Linked DNA regions of Mus musculus: regions 2, 3 and 4 are each linked to region 1. Evidence: chromatin contacts called from ENCODE Hi-C or POLR2A ChIA-PET data. All regions are on one chromosome and are shown on one strand. Each heading gives the region's core, a stretch centred on a gene start or an enhancer-like site at or near the end of the contact. The rest is flanking DNA. Distances are from core to core; before and after follow the strand shown.

Region 1 (2,765 bases), core at 144-2,643:
CCAAGAGGCAATCTAGATCATTACAGATCAGCTTCCCACCGAGGGCAGCGGAAGGCCACTAGGAAAGAAGAGAAAGAGCAAGGAGTTTTTGAAGCCTGGTCCTCCCTCACTGTCAGACCTTAGTCTGTCTCTATGCCTCAGTTTCTCTGTAATAGAAGACGGGGTGGGGTATATAATTCTAGGCCATTCTGCCTCTGTCACTTCAAGTTCTAGGCCAAGCAGTCATTTAGGACACTAACTGCTGTAGAGACAGACCCTCTAGCTTAACATTCCTCACCCTCCCCTGCCCAGGCATCCATCCTCTTTAGACACTGAGATCCTTAGATTTGCATCAATTCCCAGCAGTGCCCGCGGGGCGGGGCAAGGAGCACCTGTTACACTCATCTGAAATGAAAGACTCTGCAAACTAGGGGATACAGCCTGAGCAGCACAATTTGGGATTAATTTGAGGCCTTCCCGGCCTACGGTTGGCCCCACTGTGCCTGTGGGTTAGGTGTGGGATGTGACCCCGGCCAGGGAGCAACGCCTGGGTAGTGAGTGCAAAGGGCCACAGATCGGTGGTGTGGTTGTGCCCCTAGTTCGCAATAAGAGCAAAGCCAAACTTGTTCGTCGCACTCTGGCAGCCTGAGCTTCTGCCCTCGGTCCACTAAACACCCCCAGTCCAGGGCCATCACCCTGTCCCTTTGAAGAGACCCGAGGGAAAAGAGGGAAACTCAGAAGATCAGGCGGGTAAAAAGAAACCGTCTTTCCTGCTGGGGGTTGGAAAGAAAAAGAAACAAAAAGAAAAAGGAAAGAGAAGAGAGAAGGAGCAGGGGATCTGAAGCGTGTGACCGTCAAACCATCAGCATGTCCCTTGGCAGAAAAGAGGAACCGTTGATTCTTCAAAGCGCATTGAGCAATTTCTTCAAAACCCGCGCAGTCACTTTCAGGAATCGCGGCCGCAGTGGGAAGCGCTGCGCGCGGCCCGGGCGCCTCGGTTTCTGAGAAGCGAAGCGCTGGGCTGGCACGGGGCAGGGAGGGGCCCGCGGCCGAGAAGCTGCTGCTGACAGCTGTCACAACAAATGGGCCCAGAGCAGCTCGAGATTGAAACCGCAGCAGGAAGTGTGGGCGGCTCAGTGAATTTCAGTCCAGACTCGGAGAGGAGAGTTTCGAGATAAACGCCTGGGAAGCCCCTGGCCGCCCCGACTTTCCACGAGAAGAGAGCACGCAGACATTCGGGTTACCCTGAGAGCCACGATCGCTCTGGGACCCCAGCCCTCTGACCCCGGCGCCGCCCGCCAGCCGCTTACCCATGGCCCAGCGAGAGCGCGCGTCGCTATGCAGAGACCCTCTACACGCACAGCCGTCCTGTCCCAGCGCTCTCGGCGCGACTGACTACCGGCGCCGCTCGACTGCCTCCTCCCCCGCGGACCCGCCCATGGACCCGCCCCCCCCCAGCGCTCTGGGCGCCCATTGGTGAATCCTATTTTCTAGAGCGGAGCAGACTCCGCCCCCTTAGACCCGAGGACGTCTGGGAGTTGTAGTGTGCGCCCACTTTGCAGCTAGGGGCTGATGTAAGAAACTCAAGAATCAACTGCTGTCGCATGTCTGTTGGTTTCCCTAGAGGCAAAACTAGAGTCTTAGAAAAACTGCCCGCTCTTTGTAGCTTGCCAAAGACTGGGTGGGGTTAAATAAAGTGCTTCTGGCTTTTACCTGAAGTGGTCCTGGCCGGTTCCATCCTTTCCAACTTTACACAGTAAGTACTGTTAGCCTACCAGAGGCCAATCTAGAAAGTCTGTGGTCCAGGCCTAATGCCCAAAATGCCCATGTCTACATATGTCATGTAGACTGAGTGAAAGCCACAAGATGGACCGTGCAAAGAGGAAGTGAACGAGTTGAGGGTGAATGTGGACAAGATTAGTAGAGAGAACAGTCATTTGGACCCGTGTGGGTTATAGAAGATGACGCTAAAACTTGAGATTTAAAAGCAGAAAGCCTTATTAGCTTGAACTCGAACTCTGTTCCTATTATGTAGTTAGTATCCCCGGAATCAAATTCTGTTGATTAACTATAATACTCATACAGCTCGGTGCATTTCATACCATCATTATCTTCATTATATAGAGCAAAACAGGCCTGGGTGATTAATTAGCTCATATTACTGGTCGGTGGTAGGGCTAGAGAATTGGGGCACAGAGGAAGGCTTCATAGTTAGCCCCCAACATTTTAGTGTTCCCCTTCACACTGAACAAATGGACAGTCTGCATTTGATGACTTTGACCCTCTGGGCTTTATCCATAAGCTCTGGAATGGCAGATCTGCAAGCTCAGCCTGGAGCAGACACCAGTGAGCTTGGTGGATAATTGTAATAAACCAGTGCTTGCCGATCTGGTAACAGGCAATATTGTGGTTGATATTTATTAACTGCTCAGAATAACGAGCAGAACAATGATTGTAACAGTGCCTCCCACATCCAAGATTACAAACCCCAGTCCACCCCAAGAGATCCAAGACTCTAGCAGAGATGCAATCTACCAAGAGATACCACCTGGAAACTTCACAGGCTTCTAGTCACTGTGTTCATTTGGTAAGGGTCGATTGGTTGGGTTAGCTACAGTGCCAGGTTAGGTATGGAGATCTGCACGCTGCCTTCAGTGTTGCAGTATAGACCATCCACTACCTCCTGGATTGGATACATCTATCAATGAGGCACTCACTACCTTTCAAAGCCACAGCTAATCCGACCTCTGAAAAGGAGGATCCTACCGTCCAGGCAGGAGAGCTCA
Region 2 (2,700 bases), core at 191-2,690, 63 kb after region 1:
ACATTAAACAGATAATAATAATAATAATAATAAAAAAAATCTACAGAGCACTGATTTCAGAGGACAAATGTGCCACTTCAAAAGTCGGAGAGAAGATTTGGAGTAACGGTCAGTGCTTGCGTTCTCTCTCTTTCTTCTCTGTGTGAGTGTCTCCAGGTTGGCACACATGTGTGCAAGTCAGTGTCTCCAATTTGGTACACATGTGTGTGCATGGGTGTGCAAGCTAAAGATTAGTCTCAGCTGTCATTTCTCAGGACAATGTCCAGTTTGGTTTTCTGAGAGTGTCTCTCACTAGTCTGAACCACACCCATTTGGCTGGTAGCTTGCTGGCCAGTAAGACCCAAAGTTCTGCCTGTCTCTACCTCCAGTGTTTACTTGGCTAGTATGTTATGTGTGTGTGTGTGTATGTGTGTGTGTGCATGCACGTATGTATGCCTGTGTGTGTGTGTATGTATGAATATATGTGTGTGCCTGCACACAAGCTCAATTGACACTTCGTATTTTCCCCAGTCACTCGGTATTTATTGAGGTAGAATTCTTGAGCTCAAGAATTCTGGCTAGTGTGGCTAGCCACTTTGCCAGAGGAATTGTCTCTGCCTCCTGAGAACTGGGATTACAGGTAGCTATTACTACAATTTCTACAGGGGTCCTGGAGATCTGAACTGTAGTCTTCACATCTGGGCAGCAAATACTTTGTCTACTGAGTCATCTCCGCAGCCCGTGCCTGGCGTTTGCGGTGTATTCTGGGAATTGAGCTTAGGTTTCCAGCTTAGCAGCAAGAACCTTTGTCTTTTTTGCTTTCTTTTCCCCTGATGCTGCTTGGGTCTTGGAGGTGGTGATATAGGTGTTTCAGTCAGAGCTGAGATCATTTAGTCTCAGTCAGTTTGACTAGTTATGGATCTCTGCATTAACCAACATCACATACTCTAAAACAAATTTATAACTTTTTCTTCCTTTTGAGATAGGGCCTTGAACTCACAGAGATTCTTCTGCCTTTTTTTTTTTTTTTTTTTTTCTCGAGACAGGGTTTCTCTGTATAGCCCTGGCTGCCCTCGAACTCACAAATCCGTTTGCCTCTGCCTCCCGAGTGCTGGGATTAAAGGTGTGTGCCACCACGCCCAGCATGAGCTTCTTCTGCTTTTTGTGTCTTGAGTTTGTGTACGTTTATTTAACTTGAGAGGAATAAATAATAAAAATAGGGAGAAAAAGGTTGAAATAACTATCTGCCGGGGCGGTTGGACTGCGCCTTGAAGCTCACCTGCTTGAACTGGGTCTTCTAGGATCTTAAATTCAGGAGGCGAGCTGGCTCAACCAGGAGAGGGGAGGGGCCGAGAGAAGGGGCGGGTCTTATGCCGGTTTCATGGCCGCTGCGGGACTCTCTGGCAAACCCCCGCCGCACTCGATAGCCGGAAGTCGTCCTGCCTTCGCCTCTAGGAAGCGGAAGTGCAGGGGCAGCTGGCAACTGGGTTATTGCTTTGAGAAACCGGCTTGTGAGGAGCGGCGGGAAAGGCGCGTGTCGGCTTCTCACTGGCGCAGCCTCCCCGGCGATCGCCGCTGCTCCGCCCTGCCCAGGCGTCGTTGCAGACACCGGAGTGGACGAAGCGCGGCCCGGGCATGTGCAGCCGGGGGGATGCGAACACTGCGGATGCCGCGGCTGCGCGGCGGGTGACAGGTACCTTGGGTGGCGTGGGGAGGCCTCGGGAACAGGAGAGGGGCCAGCGCGGGAGGCGACCGTGAGTCCGAGTCACCTTGGGCTTCCTCTTGTACTCTGACTCGGTTTTCCCTCCAGTGTTCTCTCCACGAGCGCCTCAAGTCGTCCCCAGCGGTCTTCTGGGGACAGAGTGGCGGCGGGCTCACTCCAGCAGTCCTGACCCTGTTTGAAGTGTAGGAGGAGGAAGCGCCCCCAGGACTTTAGACCAAGTCTGACCCTAAGTAGGTTGAGAATCAGCATTTTGCATGATTCTGGAGAAACGAGTTGGCGTTTTTATAGGTTTCTGAGTTCAGGTGATGCATCTGTGGGTGATAAGATCTCTTGGCGTGAAATTGGACGGTTCACTTCACTTTTAGCTTGTGATCTGTGCATCTCCAAAACATTGTGATCGTGAGCTCTTCTTGCTGCTGGGCTGAAAGCTCTCTTGTTCTGCATTTGTTGCCAGGTTTGAAATGGAGAGAGTGTTTTGTTTGTTCTGAGACCTATGATCTTGCCCTTGCAGTGCCTTGGAAACATCTGTGCCCGTGCAAGCTTATTGTAGTATAAAGTTCTTTATTTCCTAGTAATACCTTGTACACTGCCAAACGCATGAAGACATAGTCATGTCTGTTTGCTTGTCCTACCCCTTTGGAGGTAGGGTCTCAGGATCATAGGCTACCCTTGGAATCCCGGCCACCACCAGATCTGCTTGGAGACATTTTACAAAGCTAGTTAACACTACAAAACTGGAGCAGATTGTAGCCTTTCCACTTGACTTGTTTTTGGTAAACTTAGCTGAAACTTTTCTTTCTTAAATAAAAAATTTTATTTTGTTTACTTAGATTTTGTTGTGTGTATACAGGACAACTTAGTGGAGTTAGCTTTCTCCATCCACCTCTGTGTGGCTTTCTTTTTAGGGCTCAATCTCAGGTCACCAGGCTTGCATGGCAAGAGCCTTTACCCACAGAGCCATCTTGCTAAAACTTTCTTTTTTGCTTTCTTGAGGGAGG
Region 3 (2,776 bases), core at 232-2,731, 34 kb after region 1:
TCTGCAGCTAGCCCAGTCATTTTCTAGAAAGGCTAAAACTGCAGAGCAGGCACCCTGATTGGGCACCACACACCTCTGTTAGGGGGATGTGGCTAATCAACAAGGATCTCTTGGCTCCAGCCCTGAGCAACCCAGCAAGGGAGGAGCATCCACAAGTGTCCAGAGACTGGTGTGCCTGCCAGGAGGTGCCAGGAGCCTGAACCTCTTAGACTGAGCCAGCCGGGGCATCGGGGGAACTGCAACCTTTAGAAGCCACAGGACTCCGGCCCAGGTGACTGGCACTGGCTCTAGAGCAGCTACCTGTGGTCTTGGCAGAAGTTATACATCTAGTGCAGTGACAAAGGGCGCTCAGCAAGGGTGTGGCCGGAAAAAGAAAGTCCAGGGGTTACAGCAATGTCTAAGGTAACCAGGGCTACACTGATAACACTCACCTTCCCCTGGCCACTTCTTCTCACTTAGGCACCACATGCTGGCTGGAAAAGGTCCCCAAACCAGAACATCAGACCTCAAGAAGAGGAAGGGATCTGCATAAGGTAATACAGCAGACACAACCTGGGTCTCCAGCCCTCTATTTCCCTCCTCAGTCGAACCGCCCCCGCCCCCCCCCCGCCCCCCCCGTCCTGTCTAGCTCACTGTCATTTCCAGGTGCTCCTGTTCCTTTCTTTCTTTTTTTTTTTTTAAAGATTTATTTATTATATGTAAGTACACTGTAGCTGTCTTCAGACACTCCAGAAGAGGGCATCAGATTTCGTTACAGATGGTTGTGAGGCACCATGTGGTTGCTGGGATTTGAACTCCGGACCTTCGGAAGAGCAGTCGGCGCTCTTAACCACTGAGCCATCTCGCCAGCCCCCCCCCCTCCCCGTTCCTTTCTTAAAGGGGCCACAGAAGTCACAGAATTGTGGCTTTGATCTGGAATCTCAAGAAAGACCTAATCTGGCGGGGAGGGGGGGTGGGGTGGGGGTGGGGTTGTAAGCCCCCAAACCAACCTTGCCACTGGGCGGCCTCACCTTCACAGGTCCTAGGATTTAGCTCAATCAGTTAACCTTCAGCAGCGCTGCGCACCTTCTCTATGTGGGGTTGGACACCATGCCGGCTGCTAATCAAAGTTCCTGCATGCTCTTGAAACTCCCAATGCCCAGATCTCATCCCAGACCAGGACCACCAAAGTCTTTGTTGGGGAGAGTGGGGGAGGGCGTGGCGGCGGCACGGGTGTTTACTAACATGCGATTATAATTCACAGACAAGGGCTGCTTAGAAGTCAAACAGAAAACCGTCTGCTGCAGCCACAGTTACAGCCCCTGCTTCCCTTCTTATCTCAGACCAGCCTGCTGCAGCAGCAGTCCACTGTGAGCCACGAGAGGTCATGGGGAAAGTCCCGGATATCGTCATGCGTGACAGCATCTAATTAATCAACAACTCTGTAACGTGAGCTCCAGCCTATAAAAGGGGAACCTTCCGGAGTCTTGTAACCCTGACCACTGGCCTTCACAGACATCTTCAGACCCAGGGACTTGTGCCCCAGGAGGAGCTCAGGCTGATGGGTTCTCTCCTCAGCCCTGAGGCCAGTAAGTAGATTTCCCGTATGCCTTGAGCTGGCTTCTGGAGTCCTGACTGCATGGAGTACAGGTGGGAGGTCTGGAAAGGGGAGATCAGAGACTTCATTGGCTCCTAGAGTGGGTTTCTCCATGGTCTGGGCTGCGCGAGGGCGAGAGCTTCCTGCCTTCCCAGGAACCCAGCAGAAGCGGGGTGTCTGGTCCAAGATGGCTGCGGAGATACACACCCCTCCTTCCCACCCACTACCTGTAAGCAGTCTTTATCTAGGAACTGGATAAGGGAGAATCAAGGCTGGGGTGGGGAAAAGGGGAGAGCTTAGGAGGCCGGTGGAAAAACGAGGGATTTCAGCCTTGCCAAATTGTCGGTGGCAATGTGGACAAGTCATTTTTGTCCCTGGACTCTTGGTTTTTTTCTCGTCTGAAGGTTGGGACTATGCCACCACCCTGCTGTCCTTTAGGACTCCAAATGTAGATATCTAAATAGTAATGAGATAAGAAGTTTCTCTGAGACACCAGTACCTGTGGTCACGTGTCCCCTTAGCAGAGGGGCCTGGTGAGTGAGCAGGAAATAGCATGCCACCCCTTAGAACAGAGACGGGGACCAGGCACCCTAGACCTGCCCCCCCAAGCCAATCAGTGCCCCTGTGTAGGGCCCTTGGCAAGCACCCAAGGCTTGCTCACAGTGGGCGGCCACGCCCAGAGCCACCTCTGCTGTGGCAGCTGTGTTTGGATTCAAGGCAGGGCAGTAACAATGCCAAAAGGGATGGGGTATAACAGGTACAGATGTGGGGGGGGGGGAGTGGGAGAGGGAGAGGAGGGAGGAGGGAGTGGGAGAGGGAGAGGGACTGAAACTGTGTAGCTGAGCCCACAGTCTCCTTGGGGCTGGGAGGACAGGAAGGGACCTTTCTTGAGCTTCCCCAAGCTCTGCATGCTGGGGTGCAGAGGGGAGAACAGGATTCTGCAAAGGGCTGACTGGGTGCCTGGCATCCCAAAGACCTTGATGCTGAAGGTGCTGGCAGTTAGGAGGCCATCACGGAGCAGGTGGCTGAGCATCCATCACTAAAATCCCCAGAGCCTTGCAGCAGAGACTATAATTTGTCTTCATCTGCCCAGGCCTGGAGATGACCCTACAGACATGGCTGGCCTGTCCCAACTTCCTAGCAGTCTAGATCCAGGCCAGCCTCCGTCAGTGGGTAGCACAAAGGTGGGGGTCACTGGAG
Region 4 (2,700 bases), core at 188-2,687, 61 kb before region 1:
GAATGAGCCTAGCCTGAGATACATGGGACCCTGTCTCTCCATCCCCTCCATAAATGAAAAAACAACCAATAACACTGAGTTCTAAGACCGGGAGGTGGGGGTCGCTCATAGTAATTGCCATCAAGAAATCAATGGAGCTCTTGACAGGTGGCAGAAATAATTGACTGCATTCCCCTGGCAACCTGGTGAATCAGGGTTTAGGCATTTGCACATTTCAAAGTTGAGAAAAAGGCTGAGCCAAGCAGTTAAAAGTCGAACCTTAAATTCATTGTTTTTAATAGCTGAGTAGTACTCCACTGTGTAAATGTACCACATTTTCTGTATCCATTCCTCTGTTGAGGGACATCCGGGTTCTTTCCAACTTCTGGCTATTATAAATAAGGCTGCTATGAACATAGTGGAGCATGTGTTCTTATTACCAGTTGGAACATCTGGATACATGCCCAGGAGAGGTATTGCTGGATTCTCTGGTAGTACTATGTCCAATTTTCTGAGGAACCACCAGACTGATTTCCAGAGTGGTTGTACAAGCTTGCAATCCCACCAGCAATGGAGGAGTGTTCCTCTTTCTCCACATCCTTGCAAGTATCTGCTGTCACCTGAATTTTTAATCTTAGCCATTCTGATGGTGTGAGGTGGAATCTCAGGGTTGTTTTGATTTGCATTTCCCTGATGATTAAGGATGTTGAACATTTTTTCAGGTGCTTCTCAGCCATTTGGTATTCCTCAGTTGAGAATTCTTTGTTTAGCTCTGAGCCCCATTTTTAATGGGGTTATTTGGTTTTCTTTAGTCCATGTTTTTGAGTTCTTTATATATATTGGATATTAGTCCCCTATCTGATTTAGGATTGGTAAAGATCCTTTTAAATACCTAATTAAAAAAACCTGGGGGAAAAAAAAATTGAACCTTACATCTGTCCTCTGCCTCATCTTCCACCTCATCCTAGTCTGAGCTGTACCAGTTTCTTATTAAACTCCGCAGAGCCCTAGAATTGTATCCCAACATTCTGCAAAGCTTTCCCTCCCTCTCTTCATCTCCCCATCTCTCTGGTTTGCTTTGAGGTCTTGAGACAGGGTGTCATGGTGTAGCTCAGGTTGTTCTGGAACTCACCTCGATCCTCCTGTCTCAGCCTCCAGAGAGTGCTAGGATTATAAACCCCGATGGGCTGAAATAAACCCCACCCGCACACTGCAAATTGAACCCAGCTCTGTAACAGGGAAGGGGACACCGAGCGCTGGGGTGGTCTGAACTATCTTGCTCTTTGTCCTCACTTTTCCCACAGAAAACGCAGAGGGAGAACGTCTCTGCCCCGGGAGTCGCGCGCGCTTTCCGCGTTCCCCACAGGTTAGCCAGGTCCCGGGCGCGGATCCGCTCCGGGCTTTGCCGCTCGCCGCCGCGCGGTTCCGGGAGAGCGATCTGCTTCCGCGTTTTCCTCAGAGCCCAAGGCGCCGGGAGGTAAGGCGCACGCGCATTGGGGTCCGGCTCGGGCGAGCGCGCGGCCGACAACTGCGGGTGAGACGCGGTTTTGCCCCGGCGCGGGTGGTGGCCCGTGGGGTTCCAGGCGTTGGGCGGCGGGCTCGGAGAAGCCCTCGGGGCTCCGCGGGCATGAGGGGTCGGGGGCTGAAGCCGCGGGCCAGGCCGGGCCGGCCGGGCGGGGCGCGGGAGGCAGACGCGGCGCTGGGGCGGCCGAGGCGCGAGGCCGAGGAGGGCCCCGGGAGGGGAGGTGGGGCCGGGCGGCTCCTCCTCGCCGGGAACTCGGGATGACCTTGGCCGAGTCGTCCGGGCTCCGGGGCCGCCGCCCGGGTGGGCCGTTTTGAGGTTCTGCGGTTCCGTGGCGGGAACCTCTCAGAGGAGCGGGCCGTTTGCTGGGCGCCTCGCCGAGGGAGGGCGAAGGAGGAGAGGCCTTCTGAGGGCCCGGCCGGGCTGAGGGCGGGCTCTAGTTTTTCTCTTCCCAAAACTCCGGAGTACCATGAGGTTGATGCAAACCTTTGGTGGAGCGTGACCCTAGGAGAGTCCCCTTGACCTCAGCCCAAAGCAATGAAGCTTGGAGGCCCGCGGTGCCCGCCTGTTGTGCTGGGGCCACCCGAGCAGACCAGCCCTGCCCACGTCCTGTTTAGGGGACGAAAAGTAGGGACCTTTAGCTTTTGATGAATTCATGTTTGTGATCCCTCTGGTTTGCAAAAACCTTTACCACCCAGGAAGAAAATTGCCCAGCAAATTTAGGTTTTTGTTTTTGAGATGGGATCTCAATATATTGCTCTGGCTGTCCTGGAACCCACTCTGTAGACTAGGCTGCCCTTGAACTCCCGGAGATCCGTCTGCTTCCGCCTCCCCAGTGCTGGGATTAAAGGCGTGCGTCACCACGCCTTGGCAATTGCAAAGGTCATGTTTTTGTGAACTGTGGAGTCTTGTCAGTTTACAGTTATAAAATTGTGTATGGCACCGTTCTGTTTGGTGGCGGTGTGGGAGGACACATAGATGTGCATAATCAAAGATCGAATGCTGAGCATAAAGACATGTTTTGATAGTGAAAGTTGGGAGAAATGGAAGCTATTGAATTCACAAGCCCCCTTTCACTGCAGGTGACTAGCATGCAGATATTCACACCCTGACTTGGCTGCTTGACTACTGACATGGCCCACCGGGGTGGGGAGAGGGACTTCCAGACTTCAGCTCGGCGGATGGGTACCTCCCTGCTC

The links. Hi-C counts contacts between places; a loop is a spot of excess contacts on that map. ChIA-PET counts read pairs that join two places held with the same protein, here RNA polymerase II (POLR2A).
Region 2: POLR2A ChIA-PET joins it to region 1 with 11 read pairs in Patski. The contact joins the promoter of Uggt1 here to the promoter of Arid5a in region 1. POLR2A ChIA-PET finds 5 or more read pairs at or near these places in 4 of 5 experiments (Patski and embryonic stem cell).
Region 3: a loop to region 1 is called in a map of v-Abl transformed pro-B cells, with 2.5 times the contacts of the local background. The contact joins the promoter of Neurl3 here to the promoter of Arid5a in region 1. A Hi-C loop is called at or near these places in 2 of 37 maps with a recorded cell type or tissue (both v-Abl transformed pro-B cells). POLR2A ChIA-PET finds 5 or more read pairs at or near these places in 3 of 5 experiments (Patski and embryonic stem cell).
Region 4: a loop to region 1 is called in a map of heart, with 4 times the contacts of the local background. The contact joins the promoter of Kansl3 here to the promoter of Arid5a in region 1. A Hi-C loop is called at or near these places in 2 of 37 maps with a recorded cell type or tissue (both heart). POLR2A ChIA-PET finds 5 or more read pairs at or near these places in 3 of 5 experiments (Patski and embryonic stem cell).

What each region holds. Positions count from the first base shown.
Region 1 is chr1:36,306,361-36,309,125 of GRCm38, reverse strand. Arid5a (AT rich interactive domain 5A (MRF1-like)) reads right to left here and starts at 1,393. Exons shown (of 7, transcript NM_001172205.1): 1 at 1,290-1,393. The coding sequence starts at 1,293.
Region 2 is chr1:36,243,042-36,245,741 of GRCm38, reverse strand. Uggt1 (UDP-glucose glycoprotein glucosyltransferase 1) reads left to right here and starts at 1,440. Exons shown (of 41, transcript NM_198899.2): 1 at 1,440-1,672. The coding sequence starts at 1,615. It overlaps Gm39625 (a long non-coding RNA gene), which reads right to left and starts at 1,433. Exons shown (of 2, transcript XR_865343.3): 1 at 1,259-1,433.
Region 3 is chr1:36,272,130-36,274,905 of GRCm38, reverse strand. It overlaps Neurl3 (neuralized E3 ubiquitin protein ligase 3), which reads left to right and starts at 1,481. Exons shown (of 4, transcript NM_153408.2): 1 at 1,481-1,568. The coding sequence starts at 1,541.
Region 4 is chr1:36,367,918-36,370,617 of GRCm38, reverse strand. It overlaps Kansl3 (KAT8 regulatory NSL complex subunit 3), which reads left to right and starts at 1,437. Exons shown (of 22, transcript NM_001310513.1): 1 at 1,437-1,513; 2 at 2,584-2,700. The coding sequence starts at 2,635.